Regions from separate parts of the Homo sapiens genome. Here region 2 is linked to region 1. A link is an interaction called in ENCODE POLR2A ChIA-PET data of the cell type or tissue named here. Cell type or tissue: PC-9. All regions are shown on one strand. Each heading gives the region's core, and the rest is flanking DNA. Links, peaks and the distances in the headings are about the cores only. Region 1 has its middle 15 kb from the start of VDAC2. Region 2 has its middle 11 kb from the start of ZNF503-AS1.

Evidence for each region. Peaks named below come from ENCODE experiments on the same cell type or tissue, not always from the same donor. Only the 100,000 strongest peaks of a DNase experiment are listed, where the experiment ranks them.
Region 2: POLR2A ChIA-PET joins it to region 1 with 12 read pairs; 4 of 35 experiments call an interaction of 5 or more read pairs at or near these places.

Annotation. Positions count from the first base shown.
Region 1 is chr10:75,189,616-75,202,195 of GRCh38, reverse strand. No RefSeq gene overlaps it. Among named protein-coding and RNA genes, the nearest start is that of VDAC2, 15 kb to the left of the region's middle. RefSeq lists a silencer at 8,126-8,326. In PC-9, for the core only: a CTCF peak has its summit at 10,263; DNase peaks (open chromatin) are centred at 6,805, 9,885 and 10,255; H3K4me3 peaks cover 385 bases; H3K27ac peaks cover 1,375 bases.
Region 2 is chr10:75,280,360-75,290,576 of GRCh38, reverse strand. It overlaps a transcript of ZNF503 not described here. Among named protein-coding and RNA genes, the nearest start is that of ZNF503-AS1, 11 kb to the left of the region's middle. In PC-9, for the core only: no CTCF peak of the experiment used is centred there; a DNase peak (open chromatin) is centred at 8,436; H3K27ac peaks cover 590 bases.

The DNA of each region.
Region 1 (12,580 bases), core at 2,314-10,313:
AGCTGAGGCTAAGATGTTGAAGCTATGCACCCCCCCCACACACACCCAGCAAACAGTGGTGGGGTCGGCACAGGTTATTGACAGAGGTACTGATGTCACCAGGGTGTTGCCAGGATAAGAGATGAGGAGGACAACGATGAGTCAGGTACCAAAGTCTTCAGGGGACATGGAGGTGTGACCAGGAAGCTGGCCATAAAGGATGGCAGGAAGTAAAGGATGGCAGAGCTGATGGCATGAACCTCGAAGCAGGTGATCTTATAGGAGGTGACGAGCGAAGTAAGTGGCCCCCTCCCAGCCCCAGTCCAGTCGTGGGGTGTGGAAGGGAGTCTTCCCTGGGCTCCAGTATCCACGGGGAAAGGTGAGGAGAGTGAAAGAGCATTCAGTGGTGCAGCTGAGAACTTAGGGTAGTTTGTTAACAACAGCACAGGCTTCTAGAGGGGCACAATGGGATGGGGTGAGGAGGGCAACAGTAGAAGTTCAAACCAAGGAGAAGGAAGTGCAGACAAGACTGGGATAAAACTAGGAAGAGCAGAAATGAACAGATGAACTCATATTTTGGGGAGTTAGGGCCAACGGCCAGAGGTGCGGGGCATGCTAGGGTTCAGTGGGCTCAAAAGTCAAGCCAGTGCCTGTGAAAATCCATTAAATCATGCATAAAGGACAGTGTGCCTGGTTTTGGGTATACAACCTCGGGCTGCCATTTTTAGCCACACTAAAACATGAAAACCACTGATCTAGACTGTCTATCAAATCCTAGGAGTGACTGGGAGAAAGGAGGAGCATTCTGCGGCTTTCCAGATCACATTCAGGGTTAATCTGCCCGATTTAGTCTTTAATATACAATGTGATTATTAAAGCAGATAATGGAGTTATAGCTCAACAGTCAGGACACAAGTTAAGTACAAGCTTCATGCAGCTCCTCTCAACTGATATCCCAGTTTAACCATTCAGAGTTGATATAAAGTTTGATATAAAAGGACTTTCCCGCCGGGTGCGGTGGCTCACGCCTGTAATACCAGCACTTTGGGAAGCCGAGGTGGGCAGATCACTTGAGGTCAGGGGTTCGAGAGCAGTCTGACCAACATGGTGAAACCCCATCTCTACTGAAAATACAAAAATTAGCTGGGCGTGGTGGCGCATGCCTGTAATCCCAGCTACTTGGGAGGCTGAGGCAGGAGAATTGCTTGAACCCAGGAGGTGGAGGTTGATCCTCCAAGATCGTGAGCCAAGTGAGCCAAGATCATGCCACTGCACTCCAGCCTGGGCAACAAGAGCCAGACTCGGTCTCAATTAAAAAAGAAAAAAAAAAAAAGGGACTTTCCAGCCAGGCTCAGTGGCTCATGCCTGTAATTCCAAAACTTTGGGATGCTGAGGCGGGCAGATCACTTGACCTCAGGAGTTTGAGGCCAGCCTGGGCAACATGGCAAAACTCCATCTCTACCAAAAAATACAAAATAATTAGCTGGGTGTGGTGGCACACACCTGTGCTCCCAGGTACTTGGGAGGCTGAGGTGGGAGGGTCGCTTGAGCCCAGGAGGCGAAGGTTGCAGTGAGCTGAGGTCGCGCCACTGCACTCCAGCCTGGGTGACAGAGTGAGACCCTGTCTCAAAAAAGAGAAAAAAAAAGGCTTTCCTATTCATTGTTCAGTCAGTAACCTGTGGCCTTGCTCAGAGTTCTGGTTGGAACACTGGTGAAACACTGTTTTGTTTCTTTAAAAAGCTCAGCACAGCTGGGCGCAGTGGCTCACGCCTATAATCCCAGCACTCTGGGAGGCCGAGGCAGGCGGATCACGAGGTCAGGAGTTCGAAACCAGCTTGACCAACATGGTGAAACCCCATCTCTACTAAAAATATAAAAATTAGCGGGCCGTGGTGGCGCACACCTATAATCCCAGCTACTCAGGAGGCTGAGGCAGGAGAATCACTTGAACCTGGGAGGCAGAGGTTGCAGTGAGCTGAGATAGCGCCATTGCTCTCCAGCCTGGGCAATAAGAGTGAAACTCCATCTCAAAAAAAAAAAAAAAAAGCTCAGCACATTCTGTGGGAATGCTTAGCCCCAATAGTGGGGATAACGCAGAGACTCCTGCTCAAGGATCTTCAGTGGCTCCCATTTACCCATAGGATAAGGTCCCTGACACAATGATGATGGAACCATGATCCTATCTTGCCTCTGTCACAGTCATGTTTCCCACCTGCCACCTGTGCCAATTCAGGTCACAGGCAATTCCCAAATCACGGTTTGTTTAGTGTCACTGCCATTGCTTATGCTCACTGTACCTAGAATGCCTCCTTGTCCCCACTGTTTTAAGTTAAATTCTCTGAATCCTTATAAAGCCCAGCTCAAATATACTCCCACCACAATTTTCTTCTGTCTTACCAGCTACAAGTTCATTTTATTTCCTCTGAAATTCTATGGAATTTGTTACCTTATAACATTTATTACATATTTTCTTTTTTTTTTTAATTTTCCGAGTGAACATCATTAACACAATATTTTCGTTTTTCTTTTCTTCCTTTCCTTTTTATATTCTTTTTTTCTTTTTTTTCTTTTCTCTTATTTTTCAAAACAAATGCAGTGGCGCAATCTCAGCTCACTGCAGACTTAACCTCCCAAGCTCAAGCAATCCTTTCACCTTAGCCTTCCAAGTAGCTGGGACTACAGGCACGTGCACCACCATACCTGGCTATTTTTCTTATTTTTGTAGAGACAGGGTCTCTCTATATTGTCCAGGCTGGTCTTGAACTCCTGGGCTCAAGTGATCCTCCTGCCTCGGCCTCTCAAAGTTCTGGGATTACAGGCATGAGCCACTATCCCCAGCCCACTTTTTTTTTTATACTAAAAAAAACCAAAAACCACAACTCTGCTTTCCCCATCAAGCTCTTCAATAGAATCTTGCCCTGCCCTGCCCTGCCCTGCCCTGTCCTGCCCTCCTTTCTTTTTTTTTTGAGACAGAGTTTCACTCTTGTTGCCCAGGCTGGAGTGCAATGGCGTGATCTCAGCTCACCACAACCTCCGCCTCCCAGGTTCAAGTGATTCTCCTGCTTCAGCCTCCCAAGTAGCTGGGATTACAGGCATGTGCCACCACGCCTGGCTAATTTTGTATTTTTAGTAGAGATGGGGTTTCTCCATGTTGGTCAGGCTGATCTCAAACTCCTGACTTCAGGAGATCCACCCGCCTCAGCCTCTGAAAGTACTGGGATTACAATTGTGAGCCCCCCGCGCCCGGCTGAGAATTGTTTCTTACTCAACTCTATCCCCACCACCCACCAAATATCTAATAATGATGACACTAGTCATGAATAATAAACACAATCAAAGTAGTCATGGCTAACACATATCAGGCACTTCCTTTGTGCCAGGCATTGCTCGAAACAATTCATGTGCTTTATTTAATTCTCTCTCTCTTTTTTTTTTTTTTGAGATGGAGTCTTGCTCTGTCACCCAGGCTGGGGCGCAGTGGCACGATCGTGGCTCACTGCAACCTCTGACTCCCAGGTTCAAGTGAGTCTCCTGCCACAGCCTCCCAAGTAGCTGGGATTACAGGCACCCACCACCATGGCCGGCCTATTTAATTCTCATAACAACCCTATGAGACAGGTACCATTAAGCGTGAAACACAAGCTTACGGAGATGCACAGGCCTGGCTTGGGATGCATAGCTAGTTCTTCAAGAGCTAGAGACAGAATCTAAGCCAGCTCTCTCTGAGTGTGAGGCGCATACTCTGAGCCACCACTTATATTGCCTCCTCATTGTCAAAGCCTTCCCCATGGAGGGTGACTAGTAATATTTATACAACATTTAAAGAGTCCACTGCTTTGGACTATTCCAGTCATGACTTGCATCCATTGACAGAGTTGCCTTCAAAATTCTTTCCTTTTAAATTTGTAGTGAGGACAGGAGCTTCCACAGTGAGGGTAAATTGGGCAGCAGGGAGGGGGCTTCTCCAAGACCTTTCACTGGGTCACCACTGAGAATGTCTCGTGATTCACATCCCACAGCTGCCTGAATCTACTATGTGGCTGCCCTGTGTCTCTGGGGCCAGTGTGGGAGGCAATGGAAGGAGGGAAAGGGAGCATTCTGAAGCCTGGGAAAGTCACACAGGCAATTTGGCTGGCAGCCGCCTGGACACTCAATACAGAGGGAAGCTGATGAGGAGGCCAGAGGGACAAAGGGCCATTATTCTGGCTGTAGGAGTTTGGTCAGTTTGATACTGGGTGACCCACCATCTCTCCCACCAATTTGAGTTCTCCTAGAGCTTTGGTGGGAAGTAAAGCAATTGGATTTCAAATGAGTCACATCCTATGTCTGGAAACTGAGGCAGTGTCAGGGCTAGTTATGGCTGTAAGGACTGATCAGCCATGACTTTGAGGACTTTTGAGGACCACCCTCTCGCTCCAATCCCCACTACACCCCACTGCGAGATGAACACAGCTCTGAGTACATGACTCCCCTTTTCAGAACCTCTCCATGAAGCAACCCACATACCAGGTAACATACAGGTTAAAGCTCTCCACGGCATGGCCTAAACTTAACTTTCTAAGCCAGCACAGCTTTGTTGAATAATTACACATGTCATTAATATAATTTACATATACAGAAAGAGCTCTGTGATCAAATAGGTTGGGGAAACTTTGGATTAAACCAAGATTAACCCATTTTGTAAGTGTAACTTCTCAGAGCCCCACTTTTGTGCAGGATGAGTCTCTGAGAGAATGCAGTATGGCTCCAGTTTTTTACAGAAGGATCTTGAGAGACTAAAAAAGTATGCTGCATTAAATATCATTCCCACCCTGAAATTTAACCAGTTCTTCCAGGCCCACTGTGGCAATCATAGAAAGGTGCTGTTCCGATCTGCTGTTGTGAGGAGCAGAGGGCTGACTGCTGCAGCTGCTGGGCTCTGGACCTACTGATGCCAGGCAGGCTGCTCCCCGCCAAAGACCTACACTCATGCAGGGCCACCCCTGCAAAACCCGGGACTCCTCTAACAGGCTGCAGCTTTGGCTTGAGGATGACCTTTTGTCCTGGCTGAACTTTCTTAGAACTGTGTTGCCATCTGAGGCTCTTCCCACTTTATCTCCCCTCCTTCCTGTGTCACAATGTGCACACTTACACAAAGACATATAGTTTGGAACATATATAAGCTCTGGAAAACTTTGTAATTTTGAGTTGGTCTGGTGATAATTTCCAGGCCTTTGCACTGGTTGCAGAAATAAAAACTCTCTTCCTCCCTAGTTCATCTGCATCTTGTTACTGGGCCATGAGAAATAGCAGCCCAACCCTCAGTTTGGTCCAGGAACAAGAGGGTCTTACCATGTTGCTTGGTCTGGCTTCAAGGGATCCTCCCACTTCAGCTTCCCAATATGTTGGGATTACAGGCGTGAGCCACTGCGCCCAGCCTGGTGGTGCTTGTTAAGCCCTGTTAAATACAACCTGGAAGGGCGGTTTGAGCAGTGAAAGCCTCAGACTCAAGTTCAGCAAAAGTAGAAAAAAATGGCAGAAAACCAAAGGAAGGAAATTCCAAAGGCTGGTGAGAGACAGTGTATCGATGAGGGAGCACAATGAGGACACACAGAATCCAGGCTTTCCTGGCCTTCTCCATTAGTGCAGCATGTCAGGCCACCTTAGTTTTAGAGTTTTCCCAAGGAGTCTGACTTGGCAAGGGAAACCACAGCTCAGGAGTGGTGGCTCCCAAACTAACCTGTTGCAGGTCTTTGTAGGAGGAAGCTACTGGAATTCTTAGATCTTCTGCCTATGTGTCTAGCTGTGGCCTGGCCTCTGTGGAGGCTCAGTTAAGGGCTTCACTCTGTCCCAGGAGTCCAGCATTGCTCTCAGAGGGGAGAAAAGGTTATTTTCACTTACTCCAGCTCTTCCCAAAATCTCATTAGTTCCTTGAAACCATAGCACCAGGACATTTTACTTCCAGCTGTAAGTCACAGCAGGAAGAAATGCCTACGGCCCTACTTTGGGGGCATAGCCCAGCCCTAAAGGCCTCCTTGCTCTTTTTTTTTTTTTTTTTTTTTTTGAGACTGAGTCTTGCTCTATTGCCCAGGCTGGAGTGCAGTGGCGCCATCTTGGTTCACTGCAACCTCCACCTCCCGGGTTCAAGCGATTCTCTTGCCTCAGCCTCCCAAGTAGCTGGGATTACAAGTGCCCGCCACCACACCCGGCTAATTTTTGTGTTTTTAGTAGAGACGGGGTTTCACCGTGTTGGCTAGGCTGGTCTCGAACTCCTGACCTCAAGTGATCTACCCGCCTCAGCCTCCCAAAGTGCTGAGATTACAGGTGTGAGCCACCGCACCGGCCACCTCCTCGCTCTTATAGGTAAGGGAGCTCATGTGTAGCAAGGTCTCCTCCCCACAGGATCCTTCTTCTGTTCTAACTGGATGATCCTCCATGACCAGTCTCTGTTTTTCTTCATTTAAGCCCTTATGTAACAGGGAAGTTCTACGTGTATGTGTATGTATACAGATGTGGGCTTTTGTGGTTGTAGTTTTTTTGGGGGGTTGGAGGAGGGGAAGGTAGGAGGAGTTCTTGTTGAGAGTTGAGGCTGCTGCCACAGCTGCCCTACAAGTAGAAAGCCACCGGGTTTATGAAATTCAAATATAGAGGCCAAAATGTACCAGGGACGCCACCGTCACCTCCAAAACAACATCGATTTATCTGCATTTCCAGCAATTTTATGAGACAAGCTACAAAGATACACCATTTAGATGAATCACTCTGCTCTCTGCAGTGCCAAGAACTTCAAGCATAGTTAATTCAGAATGACTAGGTCCAGTTAACAAGAGTTGGTTTGTCTGAATCAAAGTATATTTAAAGAAACTCCATTTTATTACCTCAGGAATCTAGTGGAACTATGCTAATAAATTGCTCCTCTGTGTAGATCTTAAGGGAAATATGCTTTAATGAACAGATGAGAATATTTCCTAATTCAGTCTATCCATTGTTTATATAGAAAGGGTTACTCATCAAGTGTTTAAGTTTACTTGAAATGCTTGCTCTTGTTTACAATCAGTATTTTAATGAACCCTGTGTTTATAAATGGTTTAAAATAAACTATCCATCTTGTCATTCCCTCTAAATTAGTGAAGTCCCAACTAATGCCTCAATGGCTCTGTTAGCATAAAATCAAAAGTCATTGTACCAGCTGGGTACGGTGGCTCACACCTGTAATCCTAGCTCTTTGGGAGGCCGAGGTGGGAAGATCACTTGAGGCCAGGAGTTTGAGACCAGCCTGGGCAACATAGTGAGACCTCGTTTCTACAAAAAATAGACCAAATTATTTTTTGTGGCCATGTGCCTATGATCCCAGCTACTTGGGAGGCTGAGGTGAAAAGGATCACTTGGTCCCAGGAGGTCAAGGCTGCAGTGAACCATGATCACGCCACTGCACTCCAGCCTGGATGACAGAGGGAGATCCTGTCTCAAAAAAGAAAGGAAAACAATAAAAAAAAAAAAAAAAAAAAAAAATCATTGTACCCATCACTGGAAAGAAATACTTAGCTTTTGCATGGGCTGTTCTTCCAGGGGTGGGGGTTTGGGGATCCGGCCCTATTCTTTCATATTTTGTGACACACATTCTTTCTCCCTCCTTTCTATGAATGTTTATTAAGGAACTAGTAATGTGTCAGACACTGTGCTGGGGTCTAAGTAACAGTCAACAATCTCACAGTCTAGAAAGGGAGACAGACATGAACAATGGGCAAGTATTGTAAAGTGCTGTAGGTACAAGGATAGCTGTATGAACAGAGGACAGTGGGGTTAGAGGAGTCAGTTCACCTAGGGAGCTTCATGAAGGCTTCAGCGTTGAATGGATTCTTAAAAATGGGGGATACGGCTGGGGGCGGTGGCTCACGCCTGTAATACCCACACTTTGTGAGGCTGAGGCAGGTAGATCACCTGAGGTTAGGAGTTCGAGACCAGCCTGGCCAACATGGTGAAACTCCGTCTTTACTAAAAATACAAAAAATTAGCCGGGCATGGTCGTGGGTGCCTGTAATCCCAGCTACTCAGGAGGCTGACGCAGGAGAATCACTTGAGCCCGGGAGGTGAAGGTTGCAATGAGCAGAGATCGTGCCACTGCACTCGTCTGAGCAACAGGAGCGAAACTCAGTCTCAAAAAAAAAAAAAAAAAAAGGGTGGGGAGGCCATAAGGCCGGGCGTGGTGGCTCACGCCTGTAATCCCAGCACTTTGGGAGGCTGAGTCAGGCAGATCACCTGAGGTCAGGAGTTTGAGACCAGTCTGGCCAACAGCCAAGATAGCACCACTGTATTCCAGCCTGGGTGACACAGGGAAACTCTAGTCTCAAAAAAAAAAAAAAAAGGAGGATATATTTAGTTGCACCATGGGCTATTAAAAAAAGAGAGGATGCTCCAGGCACAGTGGCTCACGCCTGTAATACCAGCACTTTGGGAGGCTGAGGCGGGTGGATCACGAGGTCAGGAGATCGAGACCAGCCTGGCCAACATGGTGAAACTCTGTCTCTACTATAAATACAAAAATTAGCTGGGCGTGGTGGCGGGCACCTGTAGTCCCAGCTACTTGGGAGGCTGAGGCAGGAGAATCACTTGAACCGGGGAGGCGGAGGTTGCAGTGAGCCGAGATCGTGCCAACTGCACCCCAGCCTGGGTGACAGTGCGAGAGTCTGTCTCAAAAAAAGGAGAATGTGTTTGGCAGACAGGGAGAAGAAGGGCAGCACATGAAGGAAAGGTGCTCGGGCCTGATACTGCAACTGCAAGACATATTTAGCCAGCTGCAAACAATATGGCAAGAATGAAAATGACAATGGATGGGATATTAGGGGAGAAGGTTACCCAGCAAGACCAGGCTGGAGAGGTCAGCTAAGGCCCGATTGGAACCTACGCAAGACAGTGCCTGCTCAAGTTCTACCTCCTCATGAAATTACAAGCATGAAATAAGACATAGACCCCCAGGTGTTGCTTAGCCCATATCCCCAGCCATGTCATGACCCATATATGCCCAGTCCAGGTCAAGGGAGAGCACGGGTTGGCTGTCCTCAGCACCAGACCCATATCGCATCTGGAGGATCATATTTAGGGCCTCAGTGACAAATTAGGGGGCATTGATGAGGCAAAAGAGTAAATCTCATCCCTGTTACTCTGTCTGGGCCATAGGCAGATGTCTAAAAATATGATTGCTGGCTGGGTGCAGTGGCTCACGCCTGTAATCCCAACACTTTGAGAGACCAAGGCAGGGAGATCGCTTGAGCCCAAGAGTTTGAAACCAGACTGGGCCACAAAGTGAGACCCTTTCTCTAACAACAACAACAAAAAATTTAAAAATCAGCTGCGTGGGCTGGGCGCAGTGGCTCACACCCGTAATCCCAGCACTTTGGGAGGCCGAGGAAGGTGGATCATGAGGTCAGGAGATCAAGACCTGCCTGGCCAACATGGTGAAACCCCGTCTCTCCTACAAATACAAAAATTAGCTGGGCATGGTGGCGTGCACCTGTAGTCCCAGCTACTCGGGAGGCTGAGGCAGGAGAATCACTTCAACCTAGGAAGCGGAGGTTGCAGTGAGCCGAGATTGCGCCACTGCACCCCAGCCTGGGCGACAGAGCGAGACTCTATCTCAAAAAAAAAAAATTAAATTAAATTTTAAAAAAATTAGCTGTGTGTGGTTGTGTGCACCTGTATCCCCAGTTACTCAGGAGGCCGAGGTGGGAAGATTGCTTGATCCCAGGAAGTTGAGGCTGCAGTGAGCCATGATTGCACCACTGTACTCCAGCCTGGGTGACAGACCAAGTCCCTGTCTCAAAAAAAAAAAAATTGTGATTTCTCAATTGAAAAATGTAAAAATCATTTGCATTGCTCCACTTAATTCCAGGCAAAGCCAAATGACGATGCACCAGTGAGTCACCAGTGAGATTGCATTTAAAATCTAGCAGCCTCAGAGCCAAGACCAGCCTTGTGTAAACAGAGTTCAGGGAGGAGGGAAGATAGTGGAGTGAGACGTGCCGAGGCCAGCCGGCCTCTGGGCTTGGGGTGCGCTGACCTCTGGGGAGCCGAGTGCATCTGCTGGACTGAAGGCAGAGTAATTTTTTCATCTCATGCAGAAGAAGAAAGAAGATATGTAGCAGAGGAAAGGAACGGAACATTCTCCCTCCCTACCTTACACAGGAGAGTGGTCATCTACACTAAAGCAAAACTTCCTTATCATAGGAAGACCATTTTCCTTGACCTTTAGGTGATTTTATAGTCATCTCGAAAGGGAAACAAAACTCAACTCAGGACTTGATTGAACACAGAGAGTCCACTAGGATGCAGTATTCCTGCCCACTTCTCCAGGAAGAAAGAAGCAAATGACGTGGGTCTTTTGGCACTGTTTGCTTAATTATAAAGAAATTATTTTGCAAGCTGAATACTGATGCTTTATTTGAAACAGGTGCTTAGTTGGTGGCATTTATGAATTCTTTACCTTTTGTTCCAAACCAAAAGACTAATTAAATAGCAAGTATTGGTGGGGAAAAAAAAGAAAAAAAAAAGACTTTGTTGGGCGCGGTGGCTCATGCCTGTAATCCTAGCACTTTGGGAGGCCAAGGAGGGCAGATCACGAGGTCAGGAGATCGAGACTATCCTGGCCAACATGGTGAAACCCGTCTCTACTAAAAATACAAAAATTAGCTGGGTGTGGTGGCACGCGCCTGTAGTCCCAGCTACTCGGGAGGCTGAGGCAGAAGAATTGTTTGAACCCGGGAGGCGGAGGTTGCAGTGAGCCAAGATCGCACCACTGCACTCCAGCCTGGGTGACAGAGCGAGACTCCCTCTCAAAAAAAAAAAAAAAAAAAAGACTTCAAAACAGTGTGGAATTATGGAAATGGATGCCATCCAAGAAGACTGGAAAAATACACTCTGACCTCTTTATGCAGTAGAGCTAGGCTTTTCAAGATACAGGAGACCAATGAGAAGGGTTTTTTTTAGGCCGGGCACAGTGGCTCATGCCTGTAATCCCAGTACTTTGGGAGGCTGAGGCAGGCGGATCACTTGAGGTCAGGAGTTCGAGACCAGCCTGGCCAACATGGTGAAACCCCATCTCTACTAAAAATACAAAAATTAGTAATCCCAGCTACTTGGGAGGCTGATGCAGGAGAATCACTTGAACCTGGGAGGCGGAGGCTGCAGTGAGCCGAGATTGCATCACTGCACTCCAGCCTGGGCAACAGAGTGAGACTCCATCTCAAAAAAAAAAAAAAGAGAGAAGGGTTTTTTTGTTTGTTTGTTTTGAGACAGAGTTTCACTCTTGTCGCCCAGGCTGGAGTGCAATGGTGCGATCTCCGCTCACTGCGACCTCTGCCTCCCGGGTTCAAGCGATTATCCTGTCTCAGCCTCCTGAGTAGCTGGGATTACAGGTGCATGCCACCACGCCCAGCTAATTTTTGTATTTTTGTATATATTTTTTGAAACAGAGTCTTGCTCTGTTGCCCCGGCTGGAGTGCAGTGGCATGATCTCGGCTCACTGCAACCTCCGTCTCCTGGGTTCAAACAATTCTATCTCAGCCTGCCGAGTAGCTGGGATTACAGGTGCCTGCCACCATGCCCAGCTAATTTTTGCATTTTTAACAGAGACGGGGTTTCACCACATTGGCCAGGCCGGTCTGGAACTCCTGACCTCAGGTGATCCACCTGCCTCGGCCTCCCAGAGTGCTGGGATTATAGGTGTCAGCCACCGCGCCTAGCTTAATTTTTGTACTTTTAGTAGAGATGGGATTTCATCATATTGGTCAGGCTGGTCTCAAACTCCTGACCTCAGGTGATCTGCCCGCCTCGGACTCCCAAAGTTCTGGGATTACAGGCGTGAGCCACCACGCCTGGCCTCAAAGTACTTCTATAATATGAACTCAGTAGGTCCTTATAATATCCTTAAAATATGCTAATAATAGCAATGTTTAACATTTATAATAATAATATTTAACACTTTACATCCTTTGCATTTTATCCTCAGAATAACCCTATGAAGGTAAGTACTATAATCACCTCAAAACGGAGAGAAAGCGAGGTTACGTGATTGCCCAAGGTTACTCAGCTAGTAAGTGGGGGAGCCAAGATTTGAATCCAGGCACTTGGCTTCTGAGTCTGTGTCCTTAAACCACTATGCTATCTGCCTTCCAAATATTATCATGCGTTATATCAAAGGAGGAAATTGAGACAGTGCAGTTTGGTGACTTGCCTGACCTCATACACAGTCCCATTACATCATGACTAAGAGACAGAACCCAGGTCTTCCCCTTGAAAGCCAAGCCCCATTAGAGTGTGGCAGTTGAGATTAGCAGCCATTTCTACTTTAGATGGCTTTCTTAATAGGAAGGATTGCAGAGGGTGAGGGGTTGAGTCCAGAGTGGAGGCCAAAGGCTTGCTGATATTTGCCTTGAGAAGACAATGGCTACCTTTAGGTTTAGCAGCAGAGGGTGGATGAAGCTGTGTAAACAGGAGCTGCTTGGTGAGCTGACCCGGGAAGCCAGTCCACAGGATGGGGGTTTGGCAAAGGTTGGGCCAAGGGAGGCGATGCTCCCTGTGCCTCTCTGTGAAGACGCCCAGCAGCGTATGGGGGAGAGGGCGCAAA
Region 2 (10,217 bases), core at 2,218-10,217, 88 kb before region 1:
TTCCCATCCTGTTCCATCTGAGCCTACTTGTGACTGCTTCCACCAATAAAATGTGGCAGAAGTGACACTAAGTGATTTCCAAGATCATAGAGAGACCATGCAGCTTGTGGTAGCTCTCCAGCAATGCTGGTTCCTAGAATCCAGCTGCCATGGTGTGAGGAAGCCCAACTAGCTTGTACAGAGAGTTCACATGGAGAGGCCAACAGAGGTATCTGACCCACAGCCCAGCCAACGTCCCAGCTGACAGCCAACATCATTCACCAAAAGAGAAAGAAGACTTATTCATAACAGCATTATTCTTGATAGCTAAAATATGGCAGTAACCCACTTGTCCATCGATAGATGAATGGATAAACAGAATGGGGTATATGCACACAATGGCATACTATTCAGCCTTTGAAAGGAAGGGAATTCTGCAACATGATACATCATGTTGAAAATACTATGCTAAATGAAATAAGCCAGTCACAAAACCAAATTCTGCACGGTTCCACTTCCAGGTGGTACCTAAAGTAGTCAAATTCATAGAGACAAAAAGTAGAATGGTGGTTGTCAGGGGCAGAGGAAAGAGAGAATGGGGAATTATTGTTTAGTGGGTACAGAGTTTCTGTTTTACAAGGTGAAGAGGTCTCAAGAAGGATGGTGGTGATGGCTGCATAGCACTATGAATGTGTTTAATAACACTGAGCTGTACATTTAAAAATGGTTACAGGCTGGGTGCGGTGGCTCACACCTGTATTCCCAGCACTTCGGGAGGCCAAGGCGGGCAGATCACCTGAGGCTGGGAGTTCGAGCATAGCCCAGTCAACATGGTGAAACCCCGTCTCTACTAAAAATCCAAAAGTTAGCTGCAGTCCCAGCTACTTGGGAGGCTGAGACAGGAGAATTACTTGAACTCGGGAGGCGGAGGTTGCAGTGAGCTGAGATCACACCACTGCACTCCAGCCTGGGTGACAGAGCAAGACTCCATCTAAAAATAATAATAGTAATAATAATTGTTACCATGGTAAATGTTATGTGTACTTTACCACAATAAAAACAATTGAAAAAGTGAATGAAGACGTTTCCAGAAGATTCCAGCCCCAGTCTTCGAGTTGGCCCTGATGAAGTCTCAGAGACAAACCATTTTCAGTGTGCCCTATCCAAATTCCTGACCACAGAAACTGACATAATAAAATGATTTTGAGTGGTTTATTATGCAGCAGTAGTAACCGAACAATAGGGGCAAGATGGTCAGGACATGCCCAGAGGCCTGTGGGCAGGCGGCAAATCTAGGGCTGGGACTGGTCCATGACTCAGTTATCACCCTCTATTATGCCCTGGCCCTTCCTCTCCCCCAGCATGGCCCTCTGTCCCACCAGATTTTATTACGATTCAAAACCAAGCCTTGCCCCTAACATAAACAGTCTTTGCTCCCACTCCTTCTCACCTTGGAAATCTGCTCTGGCCCCCCAAGTAGCAAGAAGTATTACAAGTGCAGGAGTTGTACTCATGGGAAGATTCACCCTCCAGGGCCGCCCTCTTTCCATAGCCCTGAGGCAGTCTGTCTACACCTCCAGCCTTCCCCATGGTAACTCACAAGAGAGCTGGGCCAGTTCAGAGAGGTCCATGGAAGTGGACCACTGCTGACAAAGCCAGATCAGCCCCCCTCAACCAAGCGCCTGGTCCCTACTGTACCTGGTGCAGGCAGACCACAGAAAAAAACATGGATGCCTAGATGGAGGGGAAATTAACACATGCAGCAAAGTTTAGGGAAAAATACTTTTTGTTCTATGACTCCCATTGAGACCCCCACCCATGAATTCAAAGTGTCAGTGAATTTCCCTCTTTATCCTGAGCCCAGTTTCCCATTGGCAACTGTCCTGCATCATCACAGGTTCTGAGTCACCCCCTTACCCTGAGTTGTTCCACAGCCCACCTGCTGGGATTTGTGGAGCAAGCTGGGGCTCTGCAGGCCAAGTGGGTCCAGGTGGTGGCAAATCGGAGTGTCCACTGTATCTGTGACTGGTGAGTGGCAGGGAGCCCCAACACAAAAGGCAAGGTTCAGCTCCCAGCTGACCCCACTGGAGCCTTTGGGAAGCAGTCTGATTTGTTACTAGATGACTTGTTGCTGCTACTGTTTGGGAATTGATGGCTCAAGAGTTCTCCGTGGTGATGGAGGACAGCGTGGTAAAGGCCTTGGACATGTAGCCCAACTGCACAGACTTCACCTGCTGCCCAGGTCCCGACATCATCTCGCAGCTCTGAGGCCCCAGGCCCAGGCACACTTCCTCTACTCTTGTCTTATCTGCCTAGACCTAGGCAGTGCACCTTGGTCAAACCTTGGCTGGGGCCACCCCATCAGAACTTTGCCCAAATTTCTGCAATTAACACTTCCGGTTCATTAAATAAATAAAAAGATTATGATCTTGCTGCCAATGTAACTGTGGCTCTCTTGAGACAAATCCCGACAGGGCAGGATCATCTGTGTTTGAACTCAGTGCCCTGTGTGGCTTGGCTCACAGCTATGGCTAGTGCTGGAATGTCAGAGCCATCCATCTCCACCTGCAGGGCAGTGATGTTTTCCTCGCTCAGCCGTGCATCTCCTTTCCTCTGGACAACACCATATCTAACCATGCACAAGAGTGGGAAGGGGCCCCGGCAGACTGACCCCAGTACCCTATCCTGGACAGTGAATGGTCCAGGGTTAAGCACATGTCCCCAACTTGGACAACTGGAGTCCTTCCTGAGGAATTTGCAACTAGACTCAGGGATAGATATCCTTCATCCTCCAGGGGCATGGATATGAGGTCATAGCTTTGGCAGCCATGACCTGATGTGAGGAAAAGCTGGGCGGAGGGAATGAAATCAACATGGAGCAGCAGAATGAGGAGGGAGACCTGGACCCTGATCTTGTCAGAGGCCCTGGTCCACTCACTCCTGCCCTGCTCAAGGCTCACTCTGTTCAACCTACCCTCAGGAAGCCTTAAGTCACAGGTCCAGAAAGTATCACAAAGGCCAGACCCTGGTAAGTAGGTATGGGAGGGTAGGTAACAGGAATGGGAGACTGAGGAATGAAATGGAAAGACAGCCCAGGAGAGAGTAGAGGGTGGGCTCCAGGGCAGGCTGGAAAGAAAGCCAGAAGGGGGGTCAGGAAAGGATGGGGAGCAGGCATGCATCCAGGCTGGTAGATGGATATGTCCCCTAGGACCAGGGGACAGCAGCAACTGGAAGATGGGAGAGAACATAGTGTGCTTGTGTTCAGATATTGTAGGGGAGAAGCCTGTAGTGGGGAGAGACGTGATAGAAGAGCATTACAATCTCCCTGAGCTGGGTCCAGGGAGCTGCAGCATGGGAGGTGGCAGACTGGTGGCAGCCACCCAACAGATGGTCACCACCATAAGCACAAGGAGAGGACCAGGATCCCCTCCTGCTAGGATCAGAAGCTGACCATGCAGAGGGCACTTCTGACCCCACGGGGACAGAGACAGACTGGCTCAAAGCAAGTAGAGGCTGTGGAGTCCCACATACCTGTCTGGCATCCTTCCCAGCTGACCCACCTGCAGATTCCAGGGTCATGCCCCTTCAGCTGGAACCTCCACATCAGGGCACATGAGACACCAGGATCACACCTCACTCCCAGTGGTGGGAGCTTAAGGAACACAAAAAGATTTGCAATAGCTGCTAGGAGTGTCATAAGTAAATTAGAAAGACACAGTTCACACACAACTATGAGGATGTGTGGCTTCAGCTGAGGATGCCAGCTTCTTCTGGAGAGGCGACGCAGCCCCTCTGTCTCAGCCCTGGCCCCCTGTAAGCCCTGGAAGCCAGGAGGTTGGTGTGGGACACCTTTCCCCCAAAAGAAGAGACAATACAAGGAAGAAATGGCAGCAACACTGACCATATACTGGGGGCTTCTCATGCACCAAGTCTCTTCCCAGCATCTGATGTGCATCTCAGTCAGGCTTCACAGCACCCATACGAGCAGGTACAATCCATTATCCTCATCTCACAGAAGAGAAAATGAAGACACAGAAAAGCTAAGCAACTTGTCTAAGGTCACAGAGAAGAGAAGAGGCAGTTTTCTGGCTCCGTTCTATCTTGCTCCAAGGCTGGAGAAGAAAGCAGGAGGAAGCCACGGGAACATGACCCATGCCAGTGGGGCTCATAGAGCAACATGGGCTCCACACACAGACCCACAGCCCTAGCCCAGTATTTAATCATGTAGTGGAACTGCCTTATATTTGAGTAAAAACATAATTAAATTCAAGTAAGTTTATTTCTTAGCTCCAGGCTCTTTTTTTTTTTTTTTCCTGAGACAGTATTGCTCTGTCTCCCAGGCTGGAGTGCAGTGGCGCACAATCTCTGCTCACTGCAACCTCCGCCTCCTGGGTTCACACAATTCTTCTGTCTCAGCCTCCTGAGTAGCTGGGACTACAGGCGCGTGCCACCAGGACCAGCTAATTTTTGCATTTTTAGTAGAGACGGGGTTTCACCATGTTGGCCGGGCTGGTCTTGAACTCCTGACCTCAAGTGATCCACCTGCCTCGGCCTCCCAAAGTGCTGGAATTACAGGTGTGAGCCACTGAGCCCGGCCATCCAGGCTATTTCTGAAAATAGTTCTATACCTATTCCTATGGCTGAGCCCACCCGATACAAATGAGAAAAAACAACTCAAGACCCGCTCCCTCAGCCGCAAAGCCAGGTCTAGAACATGATTCTCTTGTCTCCTTCTCTGGTGCTCCCTGCTGTCTCCTCCATGGACACAGACTGCCAGGAGGTTGCCATCAGCTACAGCCTAATGTTTTCCCCTTCCAAAGGACCCCTTGGGTCCTCTCCAGCAGTGTGCTGGTCAATGCTTAATGACCAGCTCTTCAGGAAAATAAACAAACACAAAGACCTGACTTGTAGCATTTGCCATTTTCCATAGTGTAAATATTCCTATCATGTCAGTGTCCGGCTTTCAACATGATGTCCCTGAATGGAATCAGGAGGACTCACCCACGTCACCGTTTCTCCCACAGTTGAGGAAGGATTCCAGATTAGCAGGTGCTAACTGCAAGGGCTTGCAAGTCAACTTAAGTCTCTCTCCAATTTAGTTTGAAGTCAATGAGTTCACAATCCATGGAGGCTGAGTGGGAGGGATGCTGAGAGCAGAAGAGAAAAATCTGTCTAGGAGGGCATCTGCTGCCAAGCAGACCAAGGCACCAATGTCATTAACTAGAAATTCAAATGATTCAGAATGAATTCAGGAAAATCTGGTGTCAGGGTTTAGAGGATAGACTCTGGAGCCAGATGGTATGGGTTCAATTTCTCACTACCTGTGAGACTTTGGACATGTAACTTAACCTGTCTGTAAAACGGAGATGGTACCAGCACCAACTCTGTAGTGGTTGTGAGAATTCAATGAGAAATGTGAACACAAAGCTTGCAGCACAGTGCCTGGCACATAATAAGCACTAATAATAACAAATAATAAACACAGATGTTAGTTATGTTGATAAGTCAGGGTTGTTGGCTGTTATTATCATTTAAGTGGAGATGGAAAACAAACCATGATCAATAAGTAGTAATGGGTCATTGGACTAGAAGCTCCATGAGGGCAAGAACCTTGTCCATCTTGGTCAGTGTAGTATGCCTGACTTATCTGTTAGGTAGGCACTCAAATATTGGTTCCATGTTGAATATTAGGATTATGGCATCTAATGGTGCTTAAATACTTGTATTTCTTTAGCTCTTGCTTTAATTGCATTCTCTGTTTAAAATAACCATCAGTAACCCCAGCTAATAGTAATTGTATTTTTAGAGTCCATTTGAGTGTAAATAAAGACTGACTCTCCCCTTAGTTAACCACACCCATGGAAATCGCTGGGCAGACTATAATCCAGACACTACATCCACCTGGTGGTGAGACCATCAGCTTGAAGGTGAAGGGCCCAGATGAAACCCTTTCTGGTATTAGCCTTACACACTCCACACCTGGAAGCGACAGACATAGCTAATCCCAGGCCAAGCCCTGACCCACCACTACCATTCCCCACATCAGGCCCAGGAATGATGATAGAAGGTTCTGGACCTGGGTAGGGGTTGAGAGAATTTTTTTCTTCTATTTCTGCTTTGCTCCCTTCCTGTCCTCTCTTCCCCATCGCCCTCCAGTCCCCTTCCCCCAACCCAGTACCCTTCCCCACTCTCCAGAGCAACCCTCCCCACCAACGCCCCCTCCCCGCCTGCTGCTCCCTCTTCTGGGCCTCTCCTCCCTACTGTCTGCTCTCTTAGGCTGGTTTGTTATGGCATGAAAGATGGCTCCGTGGAATAAAGATGTTTCCCCTCTGATGAGCACATTTGCAGAAGGTATGTCAGAGATCCTAGGGCTGGGGTTGGGCGGTCTTTCAAGAAAGTTGTTTTTCCCCCTTCTTTCCTTCCCTCCCTTCTTCTCCCTCCCCTCTCTGCTCCCTTACCCACCCCCTCCTTCTTTGCTTACTTATTGGAAGAGTAATAAATATTGGTCAGACAGGCCCTTCTCACAGTTACAAAGCCTACCTGTAAGCGAGCTCAATAATTAGCAGTCCTGAAGATGATATATGACTTTCATTACCCTTTGGGACTGGAGACTAAATGAGGACAGAGCTAATTGCCGTGCAAAGCAGTTTGGCATGAATGAGAAAAATGCAGGCCCTGTCTCCTGCCAAAAAAGAGCCCTATTGCTGCTCTGATCTCAAGGCTGGTTTCTGCCGCAGGAGTTCACTCGGTGTCCATAAATCACAGGCTGCTTACAGCTGAAGCTGCCCTGAGTCGTCAGTGAGCTGTACGCTGAATGACAGATCCCAGCCGACTGCATTAGAACTTTAACTCCCTCCTTTCTTCTCCTCCTCCTCATCATCTTCCTCCTCCTTTTCACACTGACCAGAAAATTAAACCCAGACTCCTCGGAGAGGGTGGCAGGAGGCTGGGGTAGGGGTGGGGGCGGTTGGCTTGGGTTGGGTTCCCGATGCCCACGTCAACCTGCTCCCTCCCTGCACTCTGTCTCCCCCCTCGAAACATACAGGGGACGACAGTTCTCTCCACCCTCAGGAAGAGGCAGGCCCCTCCTGGAATGCTCCAGGCTGAGCTTTTGTCCTTGGTTTGTCATCGAGACAAATGTGGCCTCCCTTCTGGCCTGCATGTCTCTCTCTTCCCCCACCACTCTTGCAGGAAATGCTTCTCTTCTCTTATAGGAGGAGGATTGACACCAGCCACACGTATGTCTGCTGCTGACAAATGTGCGCACGCCTTGGAGGGCGGGGCCAGGCAGGACAGAGCCGCCCATGACAGGGGGACACCTCCTGGTAAGATTTTCTTCTCTATCCCTCACACCTGCCCCTTTCATCACTCCTCAAGGAGCCCTGCTTCTGAAAGTCCCGGGTGGGAAACGCACTAATGTGCAAAGCACCATCCTTGTCCTCTTCCATCCAATTCCCTGGTGAGTAAGGGAGCTTCCCTAGCTTCCCTCCCTGTGCTTTTCTCCCTTCCTGGCTTTTCTAAGGGCAGTCACATAATTAATTCTTAGAACTATCAAATTATATTTGACACTTAATTTAAAACTCAAGGTTCCATAATGCAAATCTTCTCCTGGTAAGAAGGGTGACATGCACATTGAACATGTAGGCAACCTGACAGTTTGGAGGGGCAGTTCTGTGTGACTCCCAGAGAGGGAAGGGAGCTGACTTTTATTGAACACCTACTTTATATCCAGTGATTTCCATTGATTAGCTCACTTCCTTCCCACAACCCTATGAGGCAAGTACTGTTACTGCATCCATTGTGCAGACAAGGACACCAAGACCCAACACGACTAATTTACCCAAGGTCATCCTGTTAGGGAAGAGCCCAAACTAGGATTCATGGTCTTGAGATCTTGAGAGCCCCTTATGTCTTTGTGCGATTCAATTCCTCCTTCAAGGATGGAAGCAGGAATCCCCGAAAATGGAAGCTTCCTTCCCATGAGGGTGGGAGTCAGAGGCAGACTCCAGCTGCACATCACAGAATGCCTAGCTACAGCAGCTTACATGGTGCAGGTTACTTGTCCCACATAACAAGAAACCCAGAGGCAGGGCCATCCAGAGCTGGAGCAGCTCAATGATGACTTCAAGAACTGAGACTCTTTCTATCTTCCTGCTTCACCATCCTTGCATTCTAACTTCTTGCATTTTGGTTGCAAAGAGACCTCTGCAACACAAAGCATCATATCTTCAGTCCAGGGAGGGAAGAGGGTTTAAAAAAAAGGGATAAAAGGAATTCCCCCAGCCAAGGCTTTGTCTTTTTATTTGGGAAGAGGAACCCTCCCCAGCAGACTTCCCCTTGCCTGTGATTGGCCAGATCCCATCTCTCTCACCTTCTCCCCACCTACACCAGTCGTTGGCCAAGGGAATGAGTTGTCATGACTTGTTTAGACCAATCATGATTCACCTCCTGGGACTGCCAGAGGGCCCTTGATCTTTGCCTCCCTAAGATCAAAGAATCTCCAGTTGCTAATTACACAAGTCACATTGTTAACAGGGAAGGAGCGGGGATGGCTGTTGGATATGCAATGGACAGTGTCTGCCACACCCAGCTATTATCCTTAGCCACCTCTTGGTCTGATGGAAGAGACCTGAGTCCCAACTGGAGAATGACTCTGATATTCTGGGTATGTGCACAGACAGCTTTGAGGAGTTTTGGAAATTTGGTTCCCTTCTAAGCTACCACTATTTCTGGGGTCTGCCTACCTCAACACCCCTAAGGGGGAGGGGGAGAATTTGTGCTTTGTCCTCTGGACCCGGGTCTATGGATCTATGTGTGAGTGGACAGGGGTGACCCCATGATCACTCCCCCATGTGTAAGCTCCAGAGCAAGCTGTGGCCTCTTCTTTGGACAGACAATGTCCTGAGTGGTTAACTCTGGAAACCAGTGTGCCTGGGTATCAAAATGAGAGCCTGGACATCTTATCCATACATCTCACACTCCTGCTTTGTAAAATCATTGGGAAGGGGGTTGTTCCCTTCCCACCTCCATCTGCAGCTGGGGCATGACAGAGCATCCCCCAGTCGTGGTACTCATGAGGAAGTTCTTATCACTGTCTCCTTCCTATTCAGCTGGGGGCAGATTCACTTGCTAGGAGGAGCATCTGTCAGGAAGCAGGCAGGAACCAGGCGGCACACTCGACAGTAATGTGCTCATCACCTGTCCCACAGGATTACAAAGGCCATTTCTGGGCTCCTGGCTGCCTCGCTCATTTACCCCAAGACTTCTGATACTCTCCAAATCTTCTTCAGGTGTCTCCTCCATGCAGATGGGAAGGCTGGTAGGAGGTTTCTGAGTCCTATAGCCCCATCTCAGGCCCCTCCGGGTGCAAACTAGGTCACATCTCTCTTTCCTTGAGGCCCCAGTGGCTTCCCATATTCCTGAGACTAAAACTCAAACTCTTTACCCTGACCTACAAGTAGAGTGACCGTCATCCCAACAATATTATTAGGAGAGCGACCTTTCAGTTTCAATGCATTCTAGTCTGGATGATAAATTACATGGTCACCTTATCACACAGCAGGCTTTGTGTGTCCCCAGCCTCCTCTCCTCCAGCTGGCTCTGCTTACCTGCCTTGCTCCAGCCAGGCAGAGAAGTTCCCTGAAGCAGCCGCTCTCGCCCACCACATCACCCTCATGCACACATTACCTCCACCTGGAACATTCTACCCCTGTTTCTTCCCCTGCCTAATTTCTACTCAGCTCTCAGGCCTGATTTAGATGTTCCTTTTTTCAGAGGAGTCCTTCATGGCCCATCAACCTTAAGTTGGGTCCTCCCTCTCTCCTGTCATACAAATGCTTATTTCTCATAGTGCCAGAATCATCAGTTGTATCTGTTTCCCCCACTAGATTGTAAGCACCATGAAGGCAGAGGTCATTGTATCTCCAGAACCTAGCATGGGGCTGTTGCCCCATAACCGTATGTTTTATGAATGAATAAATGGATGAATGAAAACACAGTGTTTCCCATAAATGCACACACACACACACACACACACACACACGCATACACACCCCTCCAAGATACCAAGCCCACCACAATCATCTCCAGGGAGATGTAATTCTGGCACAATCTGAGCTTCCCAGCAGCAAAACACGCCACTCTGAGTTGCTTACCCCATGAAGGGTTCAAACAAGGGCCATCTGTCAGGAAAGGAGACACATGGACTGAGGAATATTGCCTTGCAGGCTTCTGAACCA